Regions from separate parts of the Homo sapiens genome. Here regions 2 and 3 are each linked to region 1. Evidence: chromatin loops called from intact Hi-C (ENCODE). Cell type or tissue: CD4-positive, alpha-beta T cell. All regions are shown on one strand.

Region 1 (2,500 bases):
CCAGCTGGGCTTGTTCTCTGAGGGAGGTTCCGGAGACTCATGGACTTGGGGCTCTGCCTGTAGGAAGGAGGCTGGGCCGGAGGGACCAGCCACCATTGTCTCTGTTCAGCCAAGTGTGCAAGTAGGCTGCCCGCCAAGAGGGGGCCTCTGCTACCCGCTGCTGCCTGCCGGCTGACACACTGCCTCCCCAGCCTTCCTGCTAGGCCACCCTCCTCCCTTCCCATGCTTGTAACCAGCTCTGGGGCTTGCACCTCCACAAAGTAAGGTTGGCCCTTGGAGGCCATGTTTGGGTCTCCGGCCAGGGCCTAGGGCTAGGCCATGCACCCAATGGGTGCACAATAAATAACAGGTCAACAAAGAGGGAGGTGTGTCAGTGTGTGAGGAAGGGAGGTCAGGCAGCTAGGACCACCTGCAGTGTGGCAGGCTTCATCCCTCTTTGCTCCAAGTGTGTATGTGTGTCTGTGCATGTGTGTAGTGTCTGTGTCTGTGTGTTCATGCATATGCAGGAGTCACACGGTCATAGGCCATCAAAGCTGGAGGAGACCTCAGAATCATTCATTCACCTACTTGCTCATTTATTCATTCATTCATTTTGCAGATAATATGGGACGCTTTCTATGTGCCAGTACCAGGGGATTCACAAATGAATTAAACATGTCCCTGACTCCATGAGTTGACAATCTTGCCCACTGGTTTCCTGCTCTCAGTTTACAGAGGCACTTTTATCTTGCTGGGGAAGTGTGCTGAAAAGACACATTCCCAGCCCACACCCAGGGATGCTGATTCAGTCAGCCTGGGTCAGAGGGATAGATAAATATGTTTAAAGCTCCTTGGGTAATTCTGATGTGTAAGTAGCAGTTAGCTGCAGTAGAGTCCAATTGCCTCATTTGATTGAAGTGGAATCCCAGCATCAAGTGGACATGACTTTTGGCCCAAGACTGATGCTTACAAACTAAGTGGAGTAGGTTATTTGACCTCACTGAACATGCATCCTTTTTTTTTTTTTTTTTTTTTTTTTTTTTTGGAGACGGAGTTTCGCTCTTGTAACCCAGGCTGGAGTGCAATGGTGTGATCTTGGCTGACTGCAACCTCCACTGAATCAAGCGATTCTCCTGCCTCAGCCTCCCAAGTAGCTAGGATTACAGGCGTGTGCCACCACGCCCGGCTATTTTTTGTATTTTTAGTAGAGATGGGGTTTCGTCATGTTGGCTAGGCTGGTCTCGAACTCCTGACCTCAGGTAGTCTGCCTGCCTCGGCCCCCCAAAGTGCTGGGATTACAGGCGTGAACCACCACACCTGGCCTATGCATCCTTATTTCTAAAACCATGATAAAAGGTGAAAGTCTGAATGCATGTGTGTGTGACACTTTGATGCTCCTTTGCTCATGTAGAACCGGCACCTCTCTTTCACCTGAGCACGTGGAATCTTCAGAGCCAGATGATGGTGGCTGCCTGGCCTGCCATAGTCAATGCTGCCCAGGCACCTCTGCCTGGAGGGTCTGGGTTGTGGGCTGCAGTTATGACATGTGACCACTTGGAGGCAGGCTTGCATCTTTCTAGCTTCTGGCTGCTCAGGTGTCCTGCTGTGGAGCTGAGCTGTGCTCCCTGAAAGGCAGGAAGTTATTATGTGTGCCCCTGTGCCATCACCGAACCAGGACCTTCAACTTCGTAAAACCCACAGTGGCCTGGGCCAGGACTCCCACCATCTAGGGAAGCCTCTCCTAGGGAAAAGACTGGGGCTCTGACATCTTCCTGCAGATGGAGAGAAAGAAAGACATCTCAGAAGTCTATGGGGACAGCCTACAGCTCCCCACAGGGTTGCTCCAGGTAACGCTGGAAGGTGAAAGCTGAGCAGGCTCCAGTCCCCATCCTAGGTATGGAACAGATCAAACCACCACAGGCCTATGTCTGACCTTGTTCCCACCCCATGCTCCTCTCCCACCTGTGTCCTTCTCTTTGCAGGAGAAGGGACAGACAGAGGTTCTCAGTGATGAGCTCAGGCTCTGGAAGGGCACTTGAAGTTTGGCTTTAGTTCTTCCTTTCCCATATAGGGGAGCTCAGCTTCCAGGGTCCTGGGCCTGCTGTGACCCAGGTTGTTACTCCTGATATAACTGCTTCCTGGGCTCTCATGATCTCAGCTGAGCCTGGCTTTCTGCTGATGATATTTGTTTGTTGCTTGCCAGGCACCAGGGTAGATAAAAAGATCACCAAGACCCGCACCTTTTTCCTTAGGAGGGTCTGAGTCTTCAGGAGACGGAGACATATGGAATGTGTCGGGGTTGGAAGGAGCAGGACTGGAGGGTCGGGGTGAGGGGGGCAGAGGGAAACAGGGCCGTCAGGGTGGCCTGAGGCCAGATCATACAGGGTCTCCAATGCAGCCAAGGAGAGTGGCTTTTTGTGAATGTGCAGTGCAACTTTTTTTTTTTTTTGAGACAGAGTCTCGCTCTGTTGCCCAGGCTGGAGTGCAATGGTGCGATCTCAGCTCACTGCAACCTCCGCCT
Region 2 (2,500 bases), 190 kb after region 1:
AGAATAGAAAGCCCTTGTAGGACAAAGAAGATTGGGAGAAATGTGAAGTCTGGTGTGGACTCTGTCAGAAGGCAGAACTGAACCAATGGATGGACTTAGAGAGACTTCGGTTTCACATCAGGAATGATATCATAGTCAGAACTCACGACACACATAATAGGTTAGATGAGGGAGGAGGGAGTCCTTCATTGCAGGAGTTTTTAAGGTGAATACAAGAAATGGGAGGCATTCGGCCTGGCGCAGTGGCTCACGCCTGTTAATCCCAGCACTTTGGGAGGCCAAGGCGGGTGGATCACAAGGTCAGGAGTCGAGACCAGCCTGGTCAAGATGGTGAAACCCCATCTCCACTAAAATACAAAAATTAGCCGGGTGCGGTGACGGGCACCTGTAATCCCAGCTACTTGGGAGGCTGAGGCAGAAGAATCACTTGAACCCGGGAGGCAGAGGTTGCAGCAAGCCAAGTTTGAGCTACTGCACTCTAGCCTGGGTGACAGAGCAAGACTCCATCTAAAAAAAAAAAAAGAAATGGGAGGCACTGAGTTTCTGGCTCAGTTTGCTGATGCCAGAAACACAGAGATGACTGGTAAGTAAAATCCACTAGAAAGTGCATGACAGGTTTCTTTTTCCTTATATTTTTCTTTTTTAAATACAAAAGTAATACCAGTCCACTGAAAATTTGAAAAGTATATGGCATTAAAAAGAGAAAAATAACATCTGATAATCCAACAAGATAAACTCTCTAAAATTTCTTTTCTCTTTTTAAATGAATATGTTAAGCTTGAAATATAATTTTAAATTTATCTTGATGTTTTACTCAACAATGTAGAAGCATCTTTTATGTCATTATTTTAAGTCACAACCACTTTTAGTGATGATGATTAAAAGAACCATTTGCTTTTTCCTTACTGTCCCGTTTTTAGATTTTTGGCTAGTGTCTAATTTTTCCCTGTTATAAATAATGCTGAGATGAACAGAACATGTAGAGTTCTAATAATTTGCAAGTGAATAGCATATGAAAAACATGAGCAAAAATTTTGCAGTCATAATGACTCAACACAAGTTTTAAATAAATTACTTTCGTTTTGAGCATTCATTCTTAAATATGTTATAGGAAGTAAGTAAGAAGCATTCCTTACTCCTTATTTTGTTTATAAATTAGTGATGAATTGGAAAGGGTAGCTTGCCCCTGGAATTCTCTGATAAGCACAGGTGATGAGGAAAATGGAGAAATCCAAGAATTCCTTTGTCTTTCCTTAAAAGTAGTCAGCTTTAAGTGCAGGGCAGGCGTGCCCTCTAGCGGCCAAATAAAAAATAAAGAAATACAGGAAACCTTCAGCCACGTAACAATCGCACGTCCCCATCTAGTGGCTAACCTGTGTAAATGCAGTTTTTCTAATCACAATAGCGAATGTTACTTGATTTACATTTGTCTCATGAGGTGAAGAACTGGGAGGAATCTTTGAGATCACGTATTTCAACTTCCTCATTTGCAAAGGAAATAAAACAAGGTTTAGAATAGGAAAGTGACTTGCTCAAGTCCACAAAGACGTTACAAACTGAGCTTAGAATAGAACTCTGGTTTCCTGATGCCCTGATTAATGTTTCCTGCTGGCTCAGCCCTAATCCAGACGCTGCAACTATGTCTCTATTTTCCCCTCATCACACTCTTTGGACCTAGCGAGTGTGCATGTGTGTGTTTGTATGGAACTAGGAGGGTGGGCATTACAAGTCCTTCCTTGCGGCCAGGCGCTGTGGCCCAAGTCTATAATCCCAGCACTTTGGGAGGCCAAGGCGGGCGGATCACGAGGTCATGAGAGCGAGATCATCCAGGCCAACATGGTGAAACCCCGTCTCTACTAAAAATACAAAAATTAGCTGGGTGTGGTAGCACGCACCCGTAGTCCCAGCTACTCGGGAGGCTGAGGCAGGAGAATCGCTTGAACCCGGGAGGCGAGGTTGCAGTGAGCTGAGATCACTGCCACTGCACTCCAGCTTGGGCGACAGAGTGAGACTCCATCTCAAAAAAAAAAAAAAAAGTCCTTCCTTGCTAACAATATGAGCCTCATAGAAATAATTTGCTACCCTCAAATGTGCACCACGCAATTTCCCTAGCTACACCCTGTCTCCAACGTGCCCTTGTTCTGGGGCTGCCACACTCATAACCTGTTGCTGCAGACTTGCACAGTCTTTCCCATGGAGAATGAGCCCAGCATCACCTCAGCAGGGCTGCTGCTACTTTGTTTTTACTGGGACTGCAGAAGTGCTTCTCAGAGTCAGGATTTCTCAAAATTAGGTATGCATTTATTTCTCATACCTCTAGATACTGAAAATTTCATCGTGTAACTTCTTTTTTTAAAATTTATTATTATTATACTTTAAGTTTTAGGGTACTTGTGCACAATGTGCAGGTTAGTTACATATGTATACATGTGCCATGCTGGCGCGCTGCACCCACTAACTCGTCATCTAGCATTAGGTATATCTCCCAATGCTATCCCTC
Region 3 (2,500 bases), 170 kb after region 1:
ATTTTCTTTCTCCAAGTTGCTTGCTCTCTTCTTTATTCAGCATACTTCAACAGCATACTTCATTCAGCATACTTCAACAGCATACTACAGTTACCCTAACTTTTAATTGTTCAAACTACCAAATTTGAGCACTTTACTGCTTCATGTTTCAAATGTTCATTTTGTCTTCCCAGACACATGGGAAAAATCTATATAAAAAAAGGACTTTACCAATTTACTTTTATTTTTATTTTGAGATGGAGTCTTGCTCTGTTGCCCAGGCTGGAGCGCAGTGGCATGATCTCGGCTCACTGCAACCTCTGCCTCCTGGGTTCAGGCAATTCTCTGTCTCAGCCTCCCGAGTAGCTGGGATTACAGGCGCCCACCACCATGCCTGGCTAATTTTTTGTATTTTACAAAAAATACAAAAGACCTGGCCAGGCTGGTCTTGAACTCCTCACCTTGTGACCCACCCTCCTCGGCCTCCCAGAGTGCTGGGATTATAGGCGTGAACCACTGTGCCCAACCAACTTCACTAGTTTGTTATTATTAAAGCCCATTTGTGGTAAGGAGTGTCAAAGTTTGTTTATACTTAGTAGTTACTGATCAACTATTACACAACATGTTTGGGCATACAGTAATTGATCAATAAATATCAGTAAGCCAGAGGGTTCCAACTCTCCAGCCTTAGCTAACTTCCTCTTAAAACACGGGTTTTATCCTCATCGTCAAAAGTATTTCAAGCACTTTATTTCTGGAACATGTGGAATCTTTCCTTTTAAAGTATTTTGTAGCCAGTTGCAAAATGATGCTGATATTTTGGAAGAATATTAATGTGCCCATCATAAAGGGAGAATAGTTGAGGCTAGGTAGGGGAAATTTGAAGTCCCAGCTTCCTTGTCTGGCTTGATGGCTGGTCTTCTTAGCATGTGAGTTAATTAGACAGATATGGAAGGATGGAAAGCCAGAGGCGCCTCACGTTGACGATTTCTCTCCGAGTGCTCTCAGTGCGCAGCACAGAGGATCTCTCGATTGACTGGACGCATGCTCCCACCTTGTGGTGAGATTTGATATCCTCTGGTCTTTTTTCGTCTGTACATCCTGCTGGGGAAAATGCAACCATTTAGTCAGTGAATGTTTGCTGAGCTCCAGGTGTACTCCCAGGCAGTAGGTACTGGGATACAGACATGAAAGAACAGACAGAATTGTCCTCTTGAGGCTTACTTTACTGGATATGTGTGTGTGTGTTGGAGGGGAGGGGGATGTAAGATGGGCAATAAAAAATTTATACAGATAAAAAACAAAGTAATTTCAGATAGTGCGAAATACTATGACAATGAAGCAAAATGATGCAATGGAGTGACTGGGGAGGAGACCTGTTTCAGTTGGGGTAGCCTGGGATGTTTAAGCCCAGGCTGACTGATGCACAGAAGTCAGGCTTGCGATGGAAGTCACCAGGATAAGGGAGCAGAATGAAGGCCGGGGGGATGCCTCATGGTCTGCAATAGGAGAGTGCTTCCAGATGTGGAAGGAGAGGCAGACAGGGGCCAAGTCACAGACACTGCCTTCTAGGCCACTCCAGGTGCCATGGAAACCACTGAGAGGATTGAAGAAAAGGGACACTAGTTTGAAGTGCCTCGTGAAGCTCTTTGCATTTGTGTGTGGACTTTTCCTTAAACGCAACAAGCATGTGCAAAGGGCCATGCTTGGAGCTTCCCCAGAAATTGTGAGCAGAGACTCACACTGTATCACTGCACCTTAGAATCATCTGGGGAATTTTACAAAATCCTGTTGCCTGGGCCCTACTCATGAGCAGTTAAATCAGAAGAGCTGCAAATGAGGCCCAGGCCTCAGTGTTTTTTGTTTGTTTGTTTTTGTTTTTGTTTTTGAGACGGAGTCTCGCTCTGTCGCCCAGGCTGGAGTGCAGGGGCGTGATCTCAGTTCACTGCAAGCTCCACCTCCCGGGTTCACGCCATTCTCCTGCCTCAGCCTCCCGAGTAGCTGGAACTACAGGCTCCCGCCACCACAGCCGGCTAATTTTTTGTATTTTCAGTAGAGACTGGGTTTCACCGTGTTAGCCAGGATGATCTCGATCTCCTGACCTCGTAATCCAACCACCTCGGCCTCCCAAAGTGCTGGGATTACAGGCGTGAGCCACCGCGCCCAGCCGGGCCTCAGTGTTTTGTCCAATCTTTTCAAGTGATTCTAGGGCACCACCAGAGCAGAGAACTGCTATGTGTCAGGGAACCTCAGCCTCAGCTGAGGGTGGTCAGTGAGAAGCTGACTGTTAAGGCAAGGGCCCCCAGAGGGTCTGGGGTGAGGTTCTGAGACAGTGGACTTTGGTGTGTGGGGCAGATCATCACAATTATGGGCTACAAAGGGAGAAGGAGAAGAAAGCAGATTGCAGAGCCCTGGGTATGGATGAGAAAGAGCTGGCTGAGTCTGGACTCACTTGGCTGCATGATTGTATTTATGACAATGGAGGGAAGACAGCTGCAGAAAGGGCACAGATTGGAAGGGC

What was found. Hi-C counts contacts between places; a loop is a spot of excess contacts. Peaks named below come from ENCODE experiments on the same cell type or tissue, not always from the same donor. Only the 100,000 strongest peaks of a DNase experiment are listed, where the experiment ranks them.
Region 2: a loop joins it to region 1, with 5 times the contacts of the local background. A loop is called at or near these places in 78 of 110 quality-filtered maps.
Region 3: it touches region 1 in a loop (7-fold over the local background); 83 of 110 quality-filtered maps call a loop at or near these places.

Annotation. Positions count from the first base shown.
Region 1 is chr2:113,202,558-113,205,057 of GRCh38, forward strand. It overlaps PSD4 (pleckstrin and Sec7 domain containing 4), which reads left to right. Exons shown (of 17, transcript NM_012455.3): 17 at 1-2,500. Among named protein-coding and RNA genes, the nearest start is that of PSD4, 30 kb to the left of the region's middle. RefSeq lists enhancers at 1,328-1,377, 1,718-1,767. In CD4-positive, alpha-beta T cell, CTCF peaks have their summits at 1,544 and 1,749; a DNase peak (open chromatin) is centred at 1,554; H3K27ac peaks cover 849 bases.
Region 2 is chr2:113,389,147-113,391,646 of GRCh38, forward strand. All of the region lies in intron 2 of LINC02966 (long intergenic non-protein coding RNA 2966), which reads left to right. Among named protein-coding and RNA genes, the nearest start is that of ZNG1B, 47 kb to the right of the region's middle. In CD4-positive, alpha-beta T cell, CTCF peaks have their summits at 1,334 (motif pointing left) and 1,541; a DNase peak (open chromatin) is centred at 1,335; H3K4me3 peaks cover 531 bases.
Region 3 is chr2:113,369,685-113,372,184 of GRCh38, forward strand. The region is part of intron 2 of LINC02966 (long intergenic non-protein coding RNA 2966); the gene reads left to right. LOC107985936 (a long non-coding RNA gene) reads right to left here. Exons shown (of 2, transcript XR_001739651.2): 2 at 708-1,080. Among named protein-coding and RNA genes, the nearest start is that of LINC02966, 46 kb to the left of the region's middle. In CD4-positive, alpha-beta T cell, CTCF peaks have their summits at 1,013 (motif pointing left) and 1,215; a DNase peak (open chromatin) is centred at 1,017.